2 separate regions of the Mus musculus genome follow, and region 2 is linked to region 1. Evidence: chromatin loops called from intact Hi-C (ENCODE). Cell type or tissue: left cerebral cortex. All regions are shown on one strand.

Region 1 (8,000 bases):
TGAGTTCTTGGTATATATAGGATATTAGCCCTCTATCAGATGTAGGGTTAGTACAGATCTTTTCCCAATCTATAGGTTGCTGTTTTATTCGTTGACAGTGTCCTTTGTGTTACAGAAGGTTTTCAATTTTATGAGATCTCATTTGTCAATAGCTGATCTTAGAGCCTGAGCCACTCGTGTTCTGTTCTGGAAATTTTCCTTTGTGCTGATGTGTTTGAGGCTCTTTCCCACTTTCTCTTCTATTAGATTCAGTGTATCTGGTTTTATGTGGAGGTCCTTGGTCCACTTGGACTTAAGCTTTGTACAAGGAGATAAGAAGAGTTCACCAATTTGCATTCTTCTACATGCCCACTGCCATTTGAACCAGCACTGTTTGTCGAATATGCTGTCATTTTTTCCACTGGATGGTTTTGGCTTCTTCATATCTCAGAAGAAAGAAATCAAAGACCTCAGAAGATAGAAAGATCTCCCATGCCCATGGATAGGCAGGGTTAACATAGTAAAAATGGCTGTCTTACCAAAAGCAATCTACAGATTCAATGCAATCCCTATAAAAATTCCAATGCAATTCTTCACAGAGATAAAGAGAGCAATTCTCAAATTCATCTAGAATAACAGAAACCAGGATAGCGAAAACTATTTTCATCAATAAGAGAACTTTTGGTAATACTATGTACAGTTTTCTGAGGAACCACCAGACTGATTTCCAGAGTGGTTGTACCAGCTTATAATCCCACCAGCAGTGGAGGAGTGTTCCTGAGGACCCAACTATACCACTCCTGGGCATATACCCAGAAGATGATCCAACATGTAATAAGGACACATGCTCCACTATGTTCATAGCAGCCCTATTTATAATATCTAGAAACTGGAAACAACCTAGATGTCCCTCAACAGAGGAATGGATACAGAAAATGTGGTACATTTACACAATGGAGTACTACTCAGCTATTAAAAACAATGACTTCATGAAATTTACAGGCAAATGGATGGATCTAGAAAATATCATCCTGAGTGAGGTAACTCAATCACAAAAGAACACACATGGTATGTACTCACTGATAAATGGATATTAGGCAAAGAGCATGGAATCCCCAAGATACAACTCACAGACCACATGAAGCTCAAGAAGAAGGAAGACCAAAGAGTGAATGCTTCAGTCCTACTTAGAAGGGGGAACAATATAATCAAGGGAAGTAGAGGGTGGGAGGGATTTGGGAGGAAGAGAAGAAGAGGAGGGGTAAAAGAGGAGAATCAGGTATGGGAGGAGATGGAGGAGACGTACAGAGCGTCAGGAAATTGAACAGAGATGTGTAGCAATGGGGGATGGGGAGCTGGGGGTAGCCACAACCAGTCCCAGATGCCAGGAAAGCAAGAGGCTTCCAGGACCCAACAGGGATGAGATTAGCTGAAATGCCCAACAAAGGGGAGGGAGAACCTGTAGAGACCATATCCAGAGGTTAGGCAAGGCCCATGGTTGGGGCATGGGGCCACCTACTCATCTCCAAATTCTTAACCCAGAAGGGCTCCAGTCAAAATATAGAGACAAAGTGTGGAGCATAGACTGAAGGAAAGGCCATCCAGATACTGCCCCACCTGGGGATCCATCCCATACAGTCACCGAAGCCAGACATTATTGCTTATGCTAAGAAGTGCTTGCCGAAAAGAGCCTGATATTGCTGTCTCCTGAGAGGCTCTGCCAGAGCCTGACAAATACAGAGGTAGAGGCTCAAAGCCAACCATTGGGCTGAGCACTGGGTCCCCAATGGAGAAGTTGGAGAAAGACTGAAGGAACTGAAGGGGTTTACAACCCCATTGGAAGAACAATAATATCAACCAACCAGACCCCACCCCCACCCCTGAGCTCCCAGGTACTAAACCACCAACTATACACTTGGATGGCTCCATGTGTATGTGTAGCAGAGGATGGCATTGTCTGCATCAATAGGAGGAGAAGACCTTGGTCCTATGAAAGCTGTATTACCCAGTGTAGGGGAATGCCCTGGTGGGAAGGTAGGAATGGGTGGGTGGTAGGGGAAGCATCCTCATAGAAGCTGGGAGAGGGAAGGATGGGAGAAGGGAGTTCCAGAGGGGAAACCAGAAAAGGGGATAATATTTGAAGTGTAAATACATAAAATATCCAATGAAAAAGGAAAAAGAAAAGAAAAGAAAGGAAGAAAGAAGGAAAGAAATTCTCCTTTGAGAACTCTTGAGCCATGTCTACACACTATTCCAACAAGGCCACACCTCCAAATAGTGTCACTCCCTGGGTTAAGCATATACAAATCATCACATCAACCACGTACTTTATATCTTATAGCACTAGGAGGAAGGATGTCAAATGTTTAATCTTGGATAATATATGTTAGGTGTTTGATATAATGCAAATGTTATCCATGTATGCATATGTTCAAGCATCACAGTGTTTCATTGCTGTCTCTAATTTGTTTTTATGTCAAAAGACAATTTCTAAATGATTCCAAGAATGTGTAATAAATCCTGTACACACTGTAGCTAAAGACATCAACTATCCACAGACTGTCTGCATGTCAACATTAACAAGGTATTTGTACAACTACAGACAGCTATCATAAAATTTTATAAAGAATGGAATGTCAGCTCTCCAAATCTATACAAGTTCGTTCTTTAAAAGAATCTCCTACCCTTTAAAAAACAGCTGCGTAGTGTTTGCTCTGTTTAAAGTTCCTCTGTAATATCATATATTGGTCAAAAATTACTACCTCCCTCCCTCCCTCCCTCCCTCCCTCCCTCCCTCCCTCCAAAGCACTTAAAATGATGGGTGGGAAGATGCTTGAAGGTTAAAGTGCTCTCTGTGCAAGCATACAGACTTGAATTCAGAGCCCAAGCTCATCTTGAAACCTGGGTATGATCATCAACCTGACTGGGAGATGAAGCCAGGAGGAAACTCAGGGGCTGGCTGGCCAGTAAACCTACTTGATGGGAGGCTGGCCTACCTTTCTGAGAGAGTCTGCTTCAAAGGATAAGATGGAATGCCAAGCTTTATCATGGAGTTCTCTAAATTTAATCAAAGCTAGGCACTTCAGAAGCCAAATGGATTTATCTACTGGACGTGTTATATGGACTAATATATTTACATAGGAAAGAAGCAAAATATTCTTTACTAAGTACAATCAGCCTTCTGATTTCCCCATTGATTAAGATTGGAAAATGGTATGTGTGAATAAACAATGGCAGCAGTTATCTTGTCTAAGAAGTACAATGCCATTGCCTTCCCTAGTTTCACTCCCAGCAACGATTATTCCTTTGTCCGAGTAAATAATAATAATAATAATAATAATAATAATAATAATAATAATAATAAGCTTTAGAACACATGAACTGAAGTCCATGGCGTTTGCTATACCCAAATAGATTCATTTTGGAAGAACAAAATTCAAACTGATGCAGTAGTGTGGAACAAGTTTCTCTAAAACTGACTTCATTCTTGGCTCAAGTAAAAGCCCCATTCACTGTTCAAAGTGGATTAGTCACGGTTTGTAAGAGTCCCACAAAAGAAGTATGTCTCGTCCGCTCAGCAAGGGCGGAAGATCATTTGATGGTTGCTGGACAGAAACAGGAACCTTGCAAAAAGGATTACTGAGTCAGCATCAGCTTGGCTTTGTAGGAGTTTAGGAAGCCGCTTCCCGCAGGCCACGCCCAGCTGAGGGCGGAGAGCTCGGCAGTCGCGTTTCTGTTCGCGAATTTCCTTGACGCAGGTCTCTTGGCCCTCTGCGCGGTCCGTCCCGGGGTGCCTGCGGCAGGCTGAAGGCTGACGTGTCTGCCGTTTCCCTGTGTCGGGGCGAGCGGAGCAGTGATGGCGGACGCCTGGGAGGAGATCCGGCGGCTGGCGGCTGACTTCCAGCGGGCGCAGTTTGCAGAGTCCACGCAAAGGTGCTGGTTCCCTGCGGTGTGGAGCCGGCTTAGGCCCGGGACGCTGCCCCGCTCCCGCACTGCCTGCCGGAACGCGGTGGGACCCCGGAGCCGGTCTGCTGCGGCGGCTGTCGGTAGAGGCGCTCGCTGCCCGGCCTAGGGCGAGCTTGCAAAGTCCCCAGTGCAGCGCGCAGCAAGTAGTCTGTCCCTCCTCCAAATCCTTTTTACGTGCAGCCACAGATCTAAGCCAGGCCCACATGCCATCTGTCATATTTTAGGGACTCCGGGACACCAACTTTTCTACACTCCAGAAATGGGGGAGTGGCCGAATTACCCCGACTCTGCGCCCGTGATTACACATCGCATATATAAGGCGAATAGACTTTGTCTCCCTGTCAACGAGTTCTTGTAGTATTTTATTTCTCTTGGACCTAAACACAGTAGTCCGTTGATGCTGTTCTATAACATTGAGAGCTACAGACATACATACACTCTCACAACAAACAAACAACAAAACCCGGGGAAAAAATTTAGTGCAAGATGGCTGTGAGTAGCTAACATTATAGTACCTATAGTTCTGCTAAGCCACATGACCTGTCTGTACACCAACTGTACCAGTAAGGCCAACATACTGTGATTTTAAAGAAAAGTTTGTTTGTTTTCAGCTGGAAAATTTGATACTTGAAGGCAGGACTAGGAGAGAACATCTGTAGAATCATAATACAGTGACGTGTGTGAATTAAATAAATAATTCAAGGGAATATAAACCTACTCTCAAGTTTTCTTTTTAAATTACTCAACCAATATCATCATACTAATAAAGGACAGATTTTGTAATGTAGAAGTTACTCAAAATTTTGCTTTCAAATACCTGGGGGGGGGGGGGGCGGCATAGCAAGTACACTCTTAAACTCCTGGCTTCGCACAGGTTGTCAGAGCGGAACTGCATTGAGATTGTGAATAAATTGATCTCTCAGAAACAGCTGGAAGTAGTCCATACACTTGACGGCAAGGAATATATCACTCCAGCCCAAATCAGTAAAGAAATGAGAGACGAGCTACATGTCCGAGGTGGTAAGTAATTCCTCAGTGTCATGCTTTTGTCTTTACCGGATGTTTGAAGAAAATACATTAAATTAAAAATAAGTACTTACGTGGAGGTTATAGGGCATTCTCCTCAATGGCTCCTTCTTTCCTCTTTGTGTTGGGTATCAGATCCAGAGCACAAACTAGGCAAATACTACCCCTGAGCTGTAACCCTTCTCTACTGATAACTTGATGATCAGCCTTCATAGGATCATGCAGTCAACCTTCGTATGTTCATATGAACATAATCTTACAGGTTCATGCAAACATGACCTTAACTATTGCCACTTAACAAATACCATGTTTTTGTTGTATTGAATTAAATGTACTATATATGTGTGTATGTGTATATATACCATATATATATATATATATATATGTGATATATATAGTATATATGTGGTATATATATGCATATACATATATGTATATATGTATATATGTGTGTGTATATATATGTATGTGTGTATAATATATATATATACCCACACTTCATGACCTAGGGGTGAATACCTAGCTGCCAGTGATCAGGTACTTAATTATAAAGGAGAAATAGAGATTTCATAAAGTTTTAAGATCTCAAATATTAAAGCTGCATTACTAAGTTTAAGAAACTTTGTAAATTGATGTACTGTGGCCTGAGGCCCACCATATTATGAAGTGCAGTTAGCACCATCAAACGTAAAATATTGTTTTGCTTTATGTTTTTGAAATTTGAGCAATTGAGCAGACTGAGCAGTTTGACTGAAACAGAAACAGCCTGTCACTAGATACCACTTGGGTCTAGCCTGGGTGTTTTGTTTCTTTCTGCAGGAGTGCTAATAACACGTGAGCTGTGATTTGCATTATCTAACAGATCCTCTCTTGCTGATAGACACTCGTTTCAGTTTTGAGCAATGGGGAAATCATCTTAATTTAGCTGCAGGCATTTCCTCTGGTCATTTTAGCTGAGTTGATTTGTGAGAAGAATTGAAATTCCTTCCACGGATTTCTCCGCGTTGTGTCCTCTGATGTTCGTAATTGGTCTGATGTGATAAACACAGCTTGGAGAACAGTGTTGCCTGTGGCTTTAACCATGAAGATTGATCAGCGAGTAATCTGTATCTAAGTCCATCAGTTACTACTGAGGTCCTATGCCCTTCCTAGAAGGACTTAGAGCCATCAGCACTGTCGGTTAGAGTTGAACCTGTTCATCTGCACGTCCATGTAATTTCAATTCCTCTCTTTTGTTCAAAGGTCGAGTAAACATTGTTGACTTACAACAGGTAAATTTATAAAAATTTTGCTTTGATTTCTTAAAGCTTTCTTAATTTATAAATACTACGGATTTGTTGGGTCCATTGCTGAAAAGAGACACCATGACCAAGGCAACTCTTATTATAAGGGACAGTGTTTAATTGGGGCCGGCTTACAGGTTCAGAGGTTCAGTCCATTATCTTCATTGTGAGAAACATGACACCACCCCAGGCAGGCATGGTGCTGGAGGAGCTGAGAGTTCTACATCTTTGTTCTGAAGGCAGACAGGAGAAGACTGGCATCCTCAGACAGGCGGAAACTCTTTTCCCACCCCTACAGTAACACACACACACACCCCCACACACACACACACACACACACACACACACACAGATTGTTTTACTCGGTGTCCCTGTCTCACCTTGCCTAGAACTGGGTATATAGACCACACTGGCCTTGAAATCATAGTTGTTCTTCTGCATTATAGGTATCTGCCATGATACTCAGCTATCAATATTTTAGAGTAATTTCAAATTTATCTAAGTGATATGTAAAGGGTGTATAAATAATATATATGTATATAAAATACATAAAAGTATAATTTTTAATCTCAATGTATAATCTCAAATTTTAAAAGTAGTGGAAACTAATTGTAATTTCTGTGTAATTCTAGGTTATTAATGTGGACCTGACTCATATCGAGAGTAGAGTCAGTGATATTATTAAATCAGAGAAGCACGTGCAGATGGTACTGGGACAACTGATTGATGAGTAAGTATAACACTGAAGCGTTCTCTCTCCTTCTGTCAGGTGCTCCAGGCCAGGCGTGGCCAGCTAGGCTTTATGTTTAGAGCTCATGTAATAGAGACATTTATTATAAAGACCATTCTTTTTAAAAGTAAGTGCTAATTTGGGGGAATACATATTTATAAATAATATATATTTTGATCTTTTTCCTATTAAAGCAATATCAAATTTTAACTTATTTATTGTGAATCAGCTACACTCAAAGTAATGTTCTAAAACTGATGTGAAATGACTATAAAATTTCTCTTGTCATAAGGAAAAAAACCTGCCACTTGATTGCCCTTACATTAATTATATCTATGAGCAAAAACTAAGGTTTAGATCTGAGCAACAAGTGATGCTCATTCCCGTCCATTACTTGGGGGCCTACAATACTCTAGCAGAAAAGCGTTAAAGGGGAAGATACAGAAGGGAAGCATGTTTCATTTAAAAACAAAAACAGAAAAACTTCTTTTCAATATTAGGAACTATCTGGATCAGTTATCAGAAGAGGTGAATGATAAATTGCAAGAAAGTGGTCAAGTAACTGTCTCAGAACTGTGTAAAGCCTATGACCTTCCTGGGGATTTTCTGACACAGGTACTGTTTTTTCTTAATAATGGAAAGAATTTTAAAGAGTCTGAGTAGGGGTCAGGACCAGGTGATTTTATATAAGGTTCAAGTGGATATGAGTCAGAGCCATGTAAATAGGTATCACCTACTTGATGGCTCTGAAGGGACTGTTCAACTGATACAGTTATCCCAAGCCCCGGGCTACCACAGGCCTGAGAGTATGATAAGTTCTGAGACTGTCATGTGTGGATTTGCTCAATACTTAGAATAGCTGCTATTTATAACCTTGCCAGGATATATACAGTTGTAGTATTATAAAATAGAGAGTGTAAAGATTAGGGGTGCTGCTCAATATTTTGCAATGTAAAACACCTTCAGCAAATAATTTTCTTATCAGAATGTCAATAGAACTGTTCTTTTTGCTGCCA
Region 2 (8,000 bases), 520 kb before region 1:
AGCTTAGGTTTTTGTAGAACTCCTAACAGTGCGTGTTGGTGGGGTCTCTGACCTTTTCATCTGCTCTTAGGATCCTTTTCTTCCTACTGGATTGCCTTGTCTCAACTTAATATGGGCATTTAATCTTATTGTATCGCTTATGTCTTGTTCAGTTCATATCCCTGGGAGGACTGCTCTTCTGTGAAGGGAAACTGAGAAGAAATGGATCTGGGAGAGAGGTTGACATTGCAGTTGGATGTATTGAAAACAAAATGAAAGAAAATAACAAAAAATAAATGAAAAGAAAAAAAAAAGAAAGTCCCAGGAGGAGGAAGAGGAGGAGGAAGAGGAAGAGGAAGAAGATAATGATATTTTTTCCTTAGAAGTTGGCATTCATCATTCTGGGAATATTTATCTGGAAATCATTGTTTCTGTCCAACATAAAAATTGAAATCTTTCATTTTGCACAAAGGTTTCTTAATATATTTAAAAATATTTCTTCTTTTCATTACCAGTTCTTAATCTTCTGGGCCTTCTTTTGTCTAAATTTGCTTGCTTATCCCCACTCATCCTTTTCCTATATTACTTCTCTGGCTTTGATTATTTGTTTTTCCATGTCTCTCCTCACCTTTACCCTTTACCTCAGTACCTACTGTTGCTGTCTTTCTACCATTTTTTGTCCTAACTCATCACTGGTCCTCTTCTCCCACTTCTTTTCTGAACCCTGCCCCCTATATCACCACTTACTATTTTTCTTATCATCATTCTCTAAAACCTTGCATTTCTGTCTGTGGTTTTCATGCTTAGAGGCAAGTCCTTTGCTACACCTTTATAAAGATTCATGTCAGAATATTAAAACAGTTTTTCAACTTCTCCATAGCAACATTTTTATAGTATAACATTTTTAACAACTGACTTATTTCAGCTCCTCTCAAGGATTTTCTTGTTTTTCTATTGATACTGTGTCTATTTTTAGCTCTTCAACATCAACTAAATTAACATATTGTTCATCAAAGTGAGAAAAGGAATCTGTATCTCCAGATTTCCCAAGTCTCAGTAAGCAGCTACTACTTGCAGTCACTGCTCCTGTCTCATCATTCCCTATCCTGTGTCTGTCAGAGATTTACAGGTGGGGTCTCATCTCTCAGAGACTGTGGAGAAGGAAACAATGCAGGTTTCTGCAGCCAGTGTGGTCATCTAGCTTTAGCAGACTCCCCTGAGGCCTGTGCTTTTTCTTTTGTAGTCATCGACCAATTCTTGTTCATAAGTACATTGTGCCAAGGAACATAAATTTCCCCTTCCCAAGTGAAATTCTCAGTTTTCTGAAGTACAGGTCTGTCTGTACATTCTTAGAGAAGATGACATTGGGACCACTCTCAGCAACCCCACCCCTTTCAAGTGACATTTACATTTGATCTTGGCATTTTTGATAAGTTTTTCATGTCTATTCAAACAACCACATTCCAGTTCCTGGCCCCCATAGGTTTGTAGAAACACATTATGGGGCCATTCTTAACTATAGTATAATGCAAAATTACATTTAGTCCAACATCAAAAGTTTCCATAGTCCACAACAGTCTTAAGGATGTAAAGAATCCCTAGTTCAAAATATCTTCTGAGATTCTTGCAATCTTTTAACTGTAATCCCCTATAAAATTAAAAGCAAAAAGCAGATGTCAGAATTCCAACATGTCATGACACAGGGTACACATTACCAATCTAAAAGGTTATAGTAAGGAAATACTGGACCATATCAAGATTAAAAACCAGCTGAGCAACCTCCAGACTCTGCCTGCCCATGTCTGATATCCAACTCCTTTCATTTTGTTGACTTCAACACAGTTGATTCTCTTTGGCTGGTTCCACACCCTGTTAGCAGCTTTCATTAGCATGTATCCCATAGCTCTGGCATCACTAATATCTCCAGTCTCCAAGGCAACTTCAATTTTACAACTACTTGTTCCAATGTATTGAAACTACACATGATCTTCTGGACTCCTCCAAGGGACTTGAGTGACTTCTCCAGCTCTGCCCTCTGTAGCACTCTAGTTCACTCCATTCTACTGCTGCCGCTGTTCTCTGTGGGTATTCCATGGTACTGGCATCTCCAATACGCTGGAGTCTTTTCCTGCAACTAGACATCACCAAAAACCTCTTATAGGCTCTCCTCATGGTACCAAACATCAAATTTTTTGCATGACCCCTTCAGTCCTGGGCCATCAACTGCAATTGAGGCTGTACCTTCACTAATGGCTGTTGCTGGCCTTTTACAGTGTCAGGCCTTAGCTGCTCTCCATGACCACTTTGTGTCTTCAAATCCAGTACCATCTCAAACTAGAGGCAAGAGGCAGAGAGCACACTATAGATGGTAGAAGATTTTTTTAAAACCTCATGCCCACCCTTACTAACATGCCTCATCTAACAAGGTCATATTCCTTAATTCTCCCCTAATAGTTGCAACCACTGGAACCCAACAAAATTTATTAGCCTAAGGAGGTTCCTCTCACTTAAACTACTACACTTATAAAAAACACAATCAAAGGATATGAAATTGAGGTGGGGATAGGGTTAGATTATGGAAGGATTTAGGAGGTAGGGGTTAATAATACAATATATTGTATGAAAGCCCAAAAGTCTCAACTATATGAAAATTATATAAATCACTACATTAAAGTCGGGGATATCCTAATCATATATGAGGAAATTTGTTTTTTGTTGTTATTTTATTTATTTACATTTAAAATGTAAATCTGCCCATGTGATTCCCTCTCCCCTTTGTCTGGAAGTTTGTACTTTATTAATTCTCAGTAACCACAATTAATTAAACAGTTACTGCCATTTGCAAACTTCATGATTCATCTCTGAGTAAGAGTGCTGAGTGGGATATTATGCTTCATCAATCATTACCTTTCCATGTTCTTTAAATGATTAATAATCGGTGGGTCTACCTGGTGTACTGCTGTGTGTACATGCTGGACACAGCAACATGTGCTCTAGAAGCTGAGGCGTCTGGCCCATTGGCCCTTACTGAATAGATGGTCCTCTTATTCTGATCATCAAAAAGACATGAAACCAAATGTTTTCATTGGCATGCATGCTGAACATGAAAGAGTCTAACAAGTTAGAGACACTGTCAAATAGTAACTTATCACTAAAATTTAACTTTTATTTTTCTTCAAGTAAAACAATACAGGAAGAGATAGAAGTTTTTCAATAATATGTAAGGCTGACTTGTTGCAGTAAAAATGTTTTTCACACTGCATTCATAACTGAGAAAGCATTTATTTTAATATGAGTACATTTGTTATATAAGGCATAATTATGTAAAGTAAAATGTCTAAATTATTTTAGAGACTAAGATCCTTTAGCACATGAAGATTTCTACATTCAGAAAAGCAGTGTGAGCCCATGGACACATGCTTGGTGCACATACACACACACACACACACACACGCGCGCGCGCGCGCACACACACACACACACACATGCACACACACACATGCACACACACATGCACACACACACACGCACACACCCACACACACATGCACACACACACATGCACTCACACACACATGCACACACACACATATGCACACACACCCACACACACACCCACACACACATGCACACACACACATGCAACACACACACATGCACACACACACACACACACATGCACACACACACACACATGCACACACACACACACACACACACACACACACACACACACACCCCAGAACTTCCTTTCTCCAGTGCTCTGCTAAGAAGTACAGGGATACTTACTGTATCATTTGAAGAGAGTTTAACTAGACTACTTTTTCTACCTGTATCATTACACACATCATCCACTTGCTTCCTGTCTGCTGCCTATTTCCAATCAGAATGCGAAGATTATGAAACAAAATCAAGGTTCACAGAAATCAGTCAGCGATACTCTGATTGTCGTTATATTTACTAAATGTGTGAATTTATTCCTTGATTCTTGAGTGTAAGAGGAGCCCCTAAATATACTTTCTATATGTATTTGAATCGTAGTCTAAAAGTAAATTTCGAGGATTGACTTGTAGTCCAACAAAATAAACAAAAACTTTGCAAAGTGGAGCTCTATCTATCTATCTATCTATCTATCCATCCATCTATCCTTTCTTTCTCTCTCTTCCTTCTTCCTTCCTTCCTTCCTTCCTTCCTTCCTTCTTTCCTTCCTACCTTTCTTTCTGTCTTTCTATCTATCCATCCATGTATCTATCTATCCATCTATCTTTCTATGTGTCTATCTACCTATGAATTTATATTTTAATGTTGCTTACAGAGAAGAGTCAATTCTGAGCACAACACTGCCCTTCACATTTACAACCTTCCCAAATCACTGAGAATTTGGTTCCAGACAATCTGCCCCTCCTATTTTAGTTTAATTTTAATCACCCCCCAACCTGACCCCGGACTTTAGCTGGTCAACCCCAGTGAAGAACAAACACAGGCAGCAGATACAAGGGACTGGAGAAGGTTGCCTGCATTGAGCTCCCTGCTGTCGCCTTCTGGCTGGACAGTCCGTGCCAAATAGCGCCTGGGGGGTGGGGGTGGGGGACAGCAATAAGGAACTGACAGAAGCGGTTGCTGCAAGTCCACAGTTTGACCTAAAAGGAGAGTGGAGGAGGGTGGCAGACTAAGAGTCTGCATATCGGAGACGCAGCAATGGAACCAGTGGCTATGTGTGCGCGCACAGGTGCCACAGGCCTGGAGAGCAATGCTGTGTCTCTGCAGCCTCCCGACTCAACACACGCGGTGGCTTGCTGAAACTGCATCCGCAGCCGAGCGTGGGTACTCCCAGGCACAGTCACCGGAGGAAGAGCCAAAGGAAAGGGCGCGAAGGGGGTTAGCATGGAGCGGCAGGGTATTGGGGCAAGACCCACAGGCTCATTTTGGAGCTCCTCTGGTGGGAACCTGTACCCGGCTGCTATGCTCCTCCCTTCTCTTCCCAACTCTCGGTGATCATCTCCATCTCCCCTCGCGCATCCCTTCCCCCCTCCCTGCTTTCTTTGCTCTCCCTCCCTGCCGCGTGCCTGCTCCCCTCCCCCTCTCCTGGCTGCTCTGGGCAGCAGCAACCTCGGCAGCCCGGGAGATGGGAAGAGAGCGCGCGGGGCGCTGCAGCTCTGGAGCCCTGGATCTTTCCTCACCCGGTGCCTTGAGACCCCGCCGCCGCTCTCGCCTCTTGGCTACCCCCGGACTCCGGCTACGCTACTAGGACAGCGCCGCCACCACCGCCAGCCCTCGTCCCGCCCGCGCCGCGCTGCCCTCCCGCGCCCTGGATGGAGCTTTCCCTCGCTGGGATCGGTGAGTACCAGAGACTCTAGGGGGTCAGGCACAGGACTGAGCGCCCACCGTACATCGTTAGATGAGGCACCCCGACCACCTGCTGGGTACCCTCCTGGCACAGGTCCCCGGGGACATTTGGTTTTAACTCAACCAGCTTGGAACTTGAACCCTTTCTCTTCCAGAGATAGCTGCTTGTACATCTTAGTCCCTTGTCACCCTCCTGCCCTCCCGCTGCTACCCTCATTCCCCGGGCAGATAGCCTTCTCCTGGTGTCACTTCAAAGAGAGTCATTGCTGCCCTTGTTGTCCCCAGGTTTTTGTGAATTCTGTCTTCTGCCTAGCGCTCGGACCTAGGTTTCTCCACAAAGTCCTCCTCTGACCCACCTTCCCTCAAAGCCTGACCACAGAGTCATTGGTCCTGCCATCCCGTTCCTCCTCAGAGACTTAGTGAATGCTGACCTCATTGCTTCCACATGATGCTGTCTTGAAGCTTTTCTGACACTCACCTCCAAACCCACACTGACACGCGGTGTGTTCTGTTTATTGTGTCTCTGCACCTGGGCTATTAAGGTGATAATCAACCATGGAAAGAGGACAAAAACAGGAAATCTTTTGGGACTAAACTTTTTGTCATTGTTTCAAAGTGCCCAACTATTTACATCGCTTAGATTCCTTCTTGTCTGAGGGCTTGTCCGCTGAGCACAAGGAAGGGCCCATATTATTTTACCTGTTATCACAGAATCTACCTTTTTTTCAGGTTTAGAGCAGAGCACCTTACACAGTCCAGCTGTGAATCTCCCTAAGCTACGCCACCAAATCTCGGCGGCAACTTTTAAGGATAGGCAGCTTTTTTAAAAAGAGGTGGAACCAGACATACCGTTTACAATCGCTTTATTATTGTTGTTATGATTTTAAATTTCAATAAGTTAAAGCCCTTATTTCCTTTGTGTTTATTGACCTAAGAGCGGAAGGTTGTACAGAGAACTTCCACACCACGCGCTTCAGGGGCGGTGTAGGTGTAGTCTCTAGCTATCCTAATGAGTTTCCTGAATGCAGCAGACCTTCCTGCTGGAATCAGGCTTATCATTTGTGGTTAGCTTGAACAAAAATAAGCATTGTGTTCAAAGAGTGAATCTGACGGGGAGTGGAGGGTTCCTGTGAACAGGAAAGGAGGTGATTTAAATACTAAAATTTGTATTCAAGATTCCTCTGTGCTGTAGTGAAAAGCAAGATCCCATACAACTTATGATTTACATTCAAACAACTTGTAAAATATTGTGTGGCGGCATCTTACTGCACAGACGTGAACATAGGGTTAATGTTTAAGGAAAATTGGGAGTATTCAAAGAAATGTAAGAAACTTTGAAGGGGAATACCCTATTTAAGAATGGACTGTGTGAATAAGTGTTTTGATATTACTGTAAGCAATTTAGGGGGAATGAGACTTGACTTGCCATTCTCCTGTTTGCAGTTGGTGGAGAGGATGATGTTTTCAGTCCTCTTCTTGGACAGGCGATTCTCCCTCTATATAAAATAGAAAGGGAAATTTGATCAAATATACGATGAGTTTGTTTACCAATGATTACCTTTAAAATCCCACCTTTCCCATTGTCAAGCATTTTATTTCACTTTGCTTTCTTGGTAGTCCTTGTCTCAGGGCAGGAGCAAAGTGACCAGCAGTGGTTTTCAGCAAATGTGTTCAGCTGCACCAAAATTCACGAGGGCCAGGTGTACTACTGTTGGTTTCCTAAATACAGAAATTTGCCTAATTAACCTTACTGTTGGACTAAGAAAAATACTCAAAACTATGTATTTAAGTTTGCAACTGCTGCAGACATTCACATATGGCATGCCGAGTGGACAATAGGCGACTTAGAAGATGAATTAAAGAATCTTTTAAATTTCCCTCTGGAGATATTTGTATTTTGTTTAGCAATAGGGTAATTGGTATGTACAGTATATCCAGCAATAATGAGTCTTCACTGAATAGATACGTCACAGTTGAACGAAGCAGAGCTTGGAGTAATGCTGAATGCTCTGTTTTTGTGGTAAGCAGAAGTTGAGATCAAAGCATTCTAACAGCATTGTAGTTTATGTCAAAATATTAACACTGCCTAAGAATCATCTATGAACATGAAAATGAATTTCTCATAAAATAGAGCAGAGGTTCTTGTTATGGATTCTTATACAGAAGTCAAAACCCTTCTGGATTTAAAGGTCCTGTAGTTAGGAAGACTCTGCAAAATCATCAAATATAACAGATGAAGAGACAGGAACACCAGTATTGGAATGGTGCATTGGTGAGTGTGTGATGCTCTTCTTTACATTGCTACCAAGAGGACAGGTGTAAAGTCAATATTTGCCTTGGCAAAGGGGATTAGCAGTTGTGTAAATGACACAGGAATTTCATCAACAAGTTGCCTTTAGTCCATGCATGGTTTTACTGAGAATGTAAGGTGAAGAGATAAAGGCTGAGGGAGATGACGAACATGGGGTGAAAATAAAGAACCTGTGACCACCAGCTTGAAACTTACCCAGATGACGATAACTGAGCACAATCCCTAAAGTTTTAGGTAGTAGCTGTTTCCCAATGTGATTTTTCAGAAGCCTCCTTTTTTTTTTTTAGGAAAAAAAACTAACACAACATTTTCTCCTTTTTATGAAGTGATTATTTCTAGAATCTGAGATGCAAAGGCAAACTCA

The links. Hi-C counts contacts between places; a loop is a spot of excess contacts. Peaks named below come from ENCODE experiments on the same cell type or tissue, not always from the same donor. Only the 100,000 strongest peaks of a DNase experiment are listed, where the experiment ranks them.
Region 2: a loop joins it to region 1, with 8 times the contacts of the local background. A loop is called at or near these places in 6 of 42 quality-filtered maps.

What each region holds. Positions count from the first base shown.
Region 1 is chr4:25,277,588-25,285,587 of GRCm38, reverse strand. It overlaps Ufl1 (UFM1 specific ligase 1), which reads left to right and starts at 3,767. Exons shown (of 20, transcript NM_001355512.1): 1 at 3,767-3,912; 2 at 4,820-4,965; 3 at 6,214-6,242; 4 at 6,887-6,984; 5 at 7,485-7,599. The coding sequence starts at 3,836. In left cerebral cortex, a CTCF peak has its summit at 4,029; DNase peaks (open chromatin) are centred at 3,761 and 4,050; H3K4me3 peaks cover 1,411 bases; H3K27ac peaks cover 1,137 bases.
Region 2 is chr4:25,796,905-25,804,904 of GRCm38, reverse strand. It overlaps Fut9 (fucosyltransferase 9), which reads left to right and starts at 4,902. Exons shown (of 3, transcript NM_010243.3): 1 at 4,902-5,316. In left cerebral cortex, a CTCF peak has its summit at 4,730; DNase peaks (open chromatin) are centred at 5,001, 5,714, 6,272, 7,261 and 2 more places; H3K4me3 peaks cover 4,153 bases; H3K27ac peaks cover 3,948 bases.